Linked DNA regions of Homo sapiens: region 2 is linked to region 1. The links are chromatin loops, found by intact Hi-C in ENCODE. Cell type or tissue: MCF 10A. All regions are shown on one strand. Each heading gives the region's core, and the rest is flanking DNA. Links, peaks and the distances in the headings are about the cores only. Region 1 has its middle 150 kb from the start of LINC02511. Region 2 has its middle 99 kb from the start of LINC02511.

Region 1 (4,418 bases), core at 96-4,095:
TTATTTTTTTTTGAGACAGTGTCTTGCTCTATCACCCAGGCTGGAGTGCGGTGGCTCGATCTCTGCTCACTGCAACTTTCACCTCCTGGGTTGAAACAATTCCCCTGCCTCAGCCTCCTGAGTAACTGGGATTACAGGCATGCACCACCATGCCCGGCTAATTTTTTGTATTTTTAGTAGAGAAGCAGTTTCACCATATTGGTCAGGCTGGTCTTGAACTCCTGGCCTCAAGTGATCTGCCAGCCTCGGCCTGCCAAAGTGCTGGGATTATAGGTGTGAGCCACTGAGCCCGGCCTACAATGGAAATAATTTCTGCCCTTGTGAGATTTACAGTCTAGTAGGGGAGACATTAAACATGAAAACCAAAACATATATATCCATAACAAAATATATGCATGTTATGAGTTTGACTGTAATGGCTTAATCAACTAGGGATTTGTTTTCTCATATTAAAAAAGTTTTGTTGTGACAGATTCTAATTTCCAAAGATGGATATACCAATATATTCTATCTTAAATGTTCTTTCCATAATTGAGAGGTAGAGCTTATGCTGTTTCCTCTTGAATAAGGTGGGGTTCAACTATTACAAAAGTAACACTATGTAACTTCCATGTCTAAATTATAAAGGAAAGAAAGCTTTTGTCTGATCCTTTTAGGAGGCTTGATCTTAGAAAACAGCTGTCCTTCGGTACAGAATCCAAGCAGCCACATGGATTGGCCATGTGTAGGATTTCCAGCCCCAACCCCAGAACAAGCTGAAGACTCAGCCAATAGTTACCATCAACCTCTATTATTTTCCCGAATGAGTTTTCAAGTGATTCTAACACTGTTTTCAAATTTCCCTGACTGACACTGAGTGAAGCAGAAATGAACTCTCTCTGATGAACCCTGGCCAAACTGCAGATTTGTGAGTAAAATTAATGTTGTCATTCAAGTCACTAAGTTTTGGGTTTGTTTGAGCAGACTTTGATATCTGTAAGTGGGATTCTGGCAAATATATATATTTAACATATATAAAAAACATTTAATTTTATGTGTTTTATATAAAACATTTAATTTTATGTATTTGTGTGTATGGCTTTGCAAACAAGTGGCAAGCGGACAAAAGGAAGCTTGACAAATCTTGAAAGAAGAGGTAATAAAAGCCAAAAAGTAAGAGATTATTAATGAAGCCCGATGGCTCTCAAAAAAACTATCAATGAGAGATTTGAGAAAAGTAGATACTGGTGGCCGGAGGAAAGGGTACACTTGTTATGTGGTATTAGAAAGTTTAGAAACTTTGTCACTTGTAGTAACATGAAAAATAGGATATCTGTTTAATGATCTAGACCACCACTTATCTCAGATGTTTCCCAGGGAAGTTTTGAAGATGCTGCTTGCTTCTTCCTGTCTATAGTAAAATAAGAAAGGAACAAGTTATGCTAAACAGATTGTTAGGTACACATGAACTAGTATTTACTGAATTAAAAAAAATACTTTCTCATTTCCTGCTTATTTAGATATAGAAAAAGAGATGCTAAAATTAAGAAATGACTTCTGAGCAAATATCAAATCCAGGGTGATGTCCATGGTATAGAGAACCAGAACAACAGTAACAATCCAGAGTGTTTCCTCTTTCTGCTTTGCCGTCTTAAGCATGTGGATTTTCTGCTCATATTCACATAATGGCTGTTCCATCTGCACATATTGCATCTTATTCCACATAGGAGGGAGGATGCAGCCAAAGGGCTAAGGTTGCATAAGTTACCAGGATCTCTCTGTTTCAATTTCAAAATTACTAAATAGTGGTTAATAATGGTAACTATCTCATGAGTCATTTGTAAGAATTACATTTGTTTATAAGTATAAAGCATTTTGAATCATGCTAGAAATATGAGTGCCACAATAGTATCTGCTTAAACGGAGAGGAAACAAGCATAAGCATGTTCTTCTGATTGGTAAAGCAATACCTTTTGCAAAAGTCCTGATTTGCAGCATTATTTTTACCTCACTTTGGCCAAAATTGAGTCACATGGTTTTAATGGGGTACAATTCCACATTCAGGAGTATCAAAGCCTTAACAGCAAGGAAAAAGAAAAAAATGGACACTGGATGGGCAGCCATGGTTATGTCCTGAAAAACGTATTGAAAGCCCATGTGACCATATACTAGGAATTCTGAACCTAGCCTGAGGACCTACAATACATAATGTAAGCTAGAAATATTTAGCAAGAATTTATAATACATATTTGTGACATAATTTTTGATATTGATAGAGTACTTAGGAGTAATATTAGGGGATAACCATAATAAACTTTGAAGACTAAAGTAACAATGCATTTGCTCATTTAAGCCATTACGTGTGTATATAAACATTTTTTTCTTATACATACATTCACATATTTACAATTTCCAATGTTTGCATTCCTTCCTTTTTATCTGAGTTACACTCTGGTGTCATTTTTGTATCTTGTAGATATTCTTAAACATTTTTTTGTTGTACGATATCAACACTTCCTTTCAGATTTGGACTACCTAAAAATACATATTTTCATTTTGAAGGATAGTTTCAGTGATATGGCATTTTTAATTGACTTTTAAAACATATCGTAATATATTACTTGAATTATCTTTTAAGTATTCATTGCTTCTGCTGAGAAGTTAGCTATTAATTGCATTGCTAATATAATTATATAAAATGTTAGTTTTCTCTTGCTGTTTTCAAGATTTCCTTTTCTCATTTGGCTTTATGCAGTCTGACTATGCTGTGACATATATATATTTTATATATATATCACCTTATATATATATGTATATATTGCAAAGAGAATATAGAGAGCTCACATATACTCTCCTCTCCCCAGTTTCCCTTAAGATATTAAATTACTATGGTACATTTATTACAATATTTTAATATTGATACATTATTATTAACTAAAGTCAATGCAGTTGGTCCTTGGTAGCCATGTGTTCCACACATACAACCTACCAACCACAGATGAAAAATATTTGAAAAAAAGAAGAAATAACAATGTAATAATAATTCAAATTTAAAAATCAATGCAGTATAAAAATTATTTATATAGCACTTAGACTATATTAGACATAAGCAATCTAGAGATGATTTAAAGTACAGGCATACTTCAGAGATATTGCAAGGTTTAGCTCTAGACCACCACAATAAAGTGAATATTGCAGTAAAGAAAATCACAAGAATTTTTTGGTTTCCCAGTGCACATAAAAGTAAAGTTTACACTATGCTGTAGTCTATTAAGTGTGCAATAGCATTATGTCTAAACAATAATCTACATACTTTAGGTAAAGAATACGTTGTTGCTAACAAGCTCTAAGGCAGTTCTCTGCCTTTGCAGAGTCATAGTCTTTTTGCTAGTAGAAGGCCTTGCATCGATGTTGATGGCTGCTGCTAATAGGGTACTGACTGCAGAAGGTTGGGTAGCTGTGGCAATTTGTTAAACAATGAAGTTTGCTATAACGATTGGCCCTTCCTTCCACGAAAGATTTCTCTGTAGCATTCAATGCTGTTTGATAGCATTTTACCTACAGAACTTTCAAAATTGGAGTCGATCATCTCAGACTCTGCCACTGCTTTATCAATTGAGTTTATGTAATATTCTCTACATTCACTTACTTTTAAGCTATGTATGTGTTTATATTGAAAGTGGATTTCTTGTATACAACAGATTTGTGTCTTGTTTTTTAATACATTCTGACAACCTTTGTCTTTTCATTGATATATTTAGACCATTGACATTCAATGTGATTATTGATGTAATGGGATTAATATCTACCATATTTATTACAGTTTTCTATTTGTTATCCTTGTTCTTTGTTATTTTTGTCTTCTACTCCTTTCGTGCCTTTTACGGTTTTAATTGGGCATTTTATATGATTTTCTTTTCTCTCCTTTCTCAGCGTGTCACCTAGGTATATAATTTTTTACTTTTTTTAGTGGCTGCCCTAGAGTCTACAGTAGACATTTACAACTAATCTAAGACCACTTTCAGGTAACACTGTACCACTTCACAGGTAGCATGAGTACCTTAAAATAATAAGATAATCCTGATTCCTCCCTCCTTTCTCTTATATTGCTGTCATTCATTTCACTCATTTCACTTATTATGAACGACATTGCTGTCATTCATTTCACTTATATAGAAGTATAAATAAACATATATATGAAATAACAGCATACATAATTGAATACATTGTTGCTATTATTATTTTGAATAGACTATTATCTCTTAGATCAACTAAGCAAAAGAAAGAATTCTATTTTATCTTCACTTATTCCTTTTTGGATGCTCTTCCTTTTTTTAATGTAGATCTGAGTTTCTGATGTTTTTCCCTTTGCTAAAGAACTTTTTTTTTTTTTTTTTTTTTAAGACGGAGTCTCTCTCTCTCGCCCAGGCTGGAGTGCA
Region 2 (4,418 bases), core at 85-4,084, 55 kb after region 1:
GAGTCCAGGTGTCCTTTAATAGATGAATGTTTGAAATATTGTAGTAACTATATTCCATATACTACTTATCAATGAAAAGGAGGAAAGTGTTATTCATTCGATCATTTGGATTAATCTCTAGGAAGTTATACTGAGGAAAAAATCCTAAAATAATAATATTATATGATTTTATTTATGTAACATTTAAAAAATGTTATTTTAGAATTTTGGAAGTAGAAAAATGATTAGTGGTTTCTTAGGGGTGAAGGATTGGTTAGAGGATCTGAGGAAACGGTTATGGTTACAAAAGAGCAACATGAGGGATACATTTAGTGATGAAAGTCTTCTGTGCTAGTGGATACATGAACCTATGAGAGTCCAACATTGTATACAGCTAAATACACCCAGGAGAGACAAATACAGATACAACTGGAAAATTTGGTGGATGGGTGGGTTTTATCAATATCTTGGTTATAATATACTACAGTTTTGAAACATGTTATAGTTTGGGGTAACTGGGAATGCTGTACATAGATTCTATCTTAAAACTGTATATGAATCTAATGATCTCTATAAAAATTTGAATTAAATTATTGTTTCTAAGTATGTGTATGTAGGGGTGGGTTTGTGTTTATGTTTGTGTGTTCACATATATTGAAGGTGGGTGTCCCAATCCAAGTTCATTATGTCTCCCCAGATTGCTTCCCCTTCTGGGATAGTATCTCAGGATATTTTAGTGGTTAAATCATGGCATGACTTGGAGCCAACAAATCTGGCTTTGAGTGCTGATTCTGCTATTTACTAGTTTTTACTTTGATAAGGTGTCTTTAGTCTCTTCAATTTTCAATTTCCCCATCAGAAAAATGCTGTGTTTGTGTTTTTTAATAGAAAATAATCACCTTTGTAAATTATTTAGCTGACTTCTTTGCATATATTATTTGTTTATCTGTATCTCCAACTAATGATATTAATTTTTCAAGATACCTTTCTTCCAGAATTTATCATGTTCTGAAATTTTTTATTTGCCTTTTATTAGTCTTCTAGTACTTAGTCTCTTGTGATTATTGTAGTTAAATGCATTAATTTTATTATACTTTGATTGTTGAAATAATCTCTTAAATATCTTCCACTTTTTGTTACCTGGCGCTGGATTACAAAAGTAATTTTTCTAAACATGAGTTAGATAATGACAATGTAATGTATTGAGTTATTTTATTTCAGTATGAAGTGGACATGTAGAACAGAATAAAGGACAAAGGCACAGGAAGGAAAGTCAGACTACCTGAGTACTCTCTGACCTTGGCAACTCCCATTAACTTTCTGAGCTTCAGCTTCATAATCTGAAAAATGAGTTTAATAACAATAACTACCTCTTAGGTTCACTGTGAACATGAAAAGAGATGATTCCTCTAAAGTGCTTCTAGGAGTGCCTAGAACCTAGTAATCAGCAAGGAAATGAATAACAAACGTTCACAATTGGAAAGGATAATAGAAGTTTGCGGAACACTGCAGAGAATGATACTGTTTAGGAAAAGAGACTGAGGAATCATAAGTAAGTGAACAATTGTTGGATATAATCATCTTATTTCATGTTATGCTGTTACCTGGAAAGAAATAGTAATTCTCCAACAAGATTCTTTTGATTACACAGAATTTAGACCCAATGATAATTTGTGCTAATATTATTTGCAACAGTGTATCACTTTCTTCATTTTGATAGATTACAGTATTAACCTGTCTGGTAACAGTGAATAAATTAATTGTTCTTCAGAGTCTCTTTCTGACCCACTGTCCTTTGAGTGTACATGAAAGGTTTTGACAACTTAAATATTATTTAAATTTTCTATAAGACGTTATTTCTCTGTTACGGTCATTTTACTCCCTCTATCCATCCAGGCGATATTTGGCAACATTTGGAAACATTTTTGTCTGTCAACCTCAGGGAATGTAATGAGCACTTACATACATGACTTCATTGCTGACTCACACAGAGATTTGGCTGTTGATTGCTTTATAAATATCAGGATTCATAATAATTGTTTTGAATTTAAGAATATAGCATGCTACTGTGAAGTTTTATGTGTACCTAAGGATATTGCAAATTTTAATAAATGGAGGAACCCCAAATTGTATTTCTTAAAAAATAAGAATAACTTGTTTTTAACTTGTATATATTAAAATTTAAATTTATATACAATTGTTTTTCCAATGGAAAGCTAAAGACCACAAGAGGGCAGGGATAATGATGTAAGATTTAATAAGTGTTTAAATTAATAAATTAAATTATAAAATATTAGTTGATTTGGGTTATGATGTATAGTGAGAATAACACTTCGATGGTATAAATAATAATAATTTTCTAAGAATTAAAAATACACAAATAAGACTCAAATAGAAAGAGCCATTGTAGAATCGGGTATTTGGATTTTCACTTTGAACCAATGAGATTATCAGCTACATTTTTTTCCATGTGTTTTTATTTGTGCATTTGGTAAAAATAAATTATAAATATATGAATGCTTGAAGCCTCTGAGAATATTTTAAATCTCCTGGGAAAAATGTACGCTGAGTTTGGGTGTGATAGACAGACCTTCAGGCAAATCGCATTGGTTTCCATCTCCTGGTGTCCATGCCTCTGTGTAAACCTTCCCCCTTGAATGGGTGTGAGACTAAAACTTTTAAAACTTATTTCTAACCAATAGAAATGAATATGCATATATATATCATATATACATGGCAAAAATGATAAGGTGATAGAAGGTCAGTTCTGTGATTACATTACCTTACATAAGGTAAGGTATGATGTATCGTGGCAAAATGAAATAGAGATTCACCTTTCTGGCCCAATGAAGTCAACAATCAGTTTGGGGGAGCCTATGTGGCAAGGAACTTCTGTTGGTTTTTAGGAACTGTGAGTGGTCTCTAGGACAGGAAAAACCCCTCGAGTTGATAGCCAGCAAAATGCTGGGACTCTCAGTCATGAAGCCATAAGGAAATGAATTCTGCTAAAAGAAAGAGCTTGGAAGTGGATTCTTCCCCAGTCAAGATTCCAAATGAAAAACATTCCCCCAACACCTCCACAGTAGCCTTACGAGACCCTGAGCAAAAGTACTCAGCTAAGCCATGCTCCTGACCACAGAAACTGCAAGATAATAAAATGTGTGTTGTTTTAAGCTGCTAATAAGCCTCTGGTAGTTTGTTGTGCAGCAACAGAAAATTAATACAGTGGGCTTTGGTTTTGCAGATCTATCTATCCTCTACTTATTGTGGGATTTTAGGTATACACTGCAAGGCATGAGCTTTTAAAATATATGTGAGGAGTTTTTCAAGTATAATGGTCTACTGCATCAGCCAGGCTTTCATCACAGTGAAATCAACAGAAAGTCTCAATATTTAAACAAAAGTGGGTTAATATGAATCTCACTTAAAAACAAGTGAAAATTAGTGTTTAGAACTCTGACTTGTACCTAATCCATTCTTTTTTTTTTTTTCTTTGCTCGGCTTTCTGTTTTTAATGAAAGAATGTAGTTCAGAAATTTTGAAAGACATTGTGTTATGCATTGGTATAAATTGGAGAAAAAATATTTTAGATGATTCAAGAGTGAATGAGTCATCAACAGATGGTTTCAGTTAAGCCTTTTCTCAAAACACATACTTACCAGGGGGTAAAACAACTAGTGCAGATGTCTGGTTTAAACAAATTTGTTCTTTTTGTTTGTTTTTTAAAATGTAACTCAGGTAAATATGAATGTTTTAATTTGGAATGGAATATGTTATAAAATATTATATCTGTCACATGTTATAACCACACCACAGAAAAGTAGGTGATTATATTCAAGGTATTAAATATTTAGAGCAGGTCAAAAAGTGGGAATATGTAAAATCATGTTTGCATGTTAAAGGACCCTAATATTTTCATACAAATCATAACCTAATAAAAATCCTGGCTATGATTATGAATGTTTTGTTTGAAAGAAAGAAAAGAAAGAGTGAGGTTACACACATTTTTGGCCAACTGATATGGTTTGGCTCTGTGTCCCCACCCAAATTTCATTTGGAATTGTAATCCCTTTGTGTCAAGGGAGGATCCTGGTGGGAGGTGATTAAATTATGGGAGTGGTTTCCCCCATTCTTTTCTCCTGATAGTGAGTGAGTCTCAGGAGATCTGATGGTTTTAAAAGTGGCAGTTTTTCTTGTGCATGCTCTCTCTCTCATCTGCCACCATGTAAGAAGTGCCTGCTTCCCCTTATGCCTTGATTGTAAGTTTCCTGAGGCCTCCCCAGCCATGCAGAACTGTGAGTCAGTTAAATCTCTTTCCTTTGTAAATTACCCATTATCAGGAAGTTATTTACAGCATTGTGAAAATGGACAAATACACCAACTAATCAGCAAAATATTATATATTTTATGTTTTCTAATTGTGTATTGCAAAATAGTTT

What was found. A loop is a pair of places that touch in the nucleus more often than their neighbours do. Peaks named below come from ENCODE experiments on the same cell type or tissue, not always from the same donor. Only the 100,000 strongest peaks of a DNase experiment are listed, where the experiment ranks them.
Region 2: it touches region 1 in a loop (3.0-fold over the local background); 1 of 110 quality-filtered maps calls a loop at or near these places.

The regions. Positions count from the first base shown.
Region 1 is chr4:137,365,190-137,369,607 of GRCh38, reverse strand. No RefSeq gene overlaps it. Among named protein-coding and RNA genes, the nearest start is that of LINC02511, 150 kb to the right of the region's middle. In MCF 10A, for the core only: no CTCF peak of the experiment used is centred there; a DNase peak (open chromatin) is centred at 1,797.
Region 2 is chr4:137,309,968-137,314,385 of GRCh38, reverse strand. No RefSeq gene overlaps it. Among named protein-coding and RNA genes, the nearest start is that of LINC02511, 99 kb to the right of the region's middle. In MCF 10A, for the core only: no CTCF peak of the experiment used is centred there; a DNase peak (open chromatin) is centred at 1,925.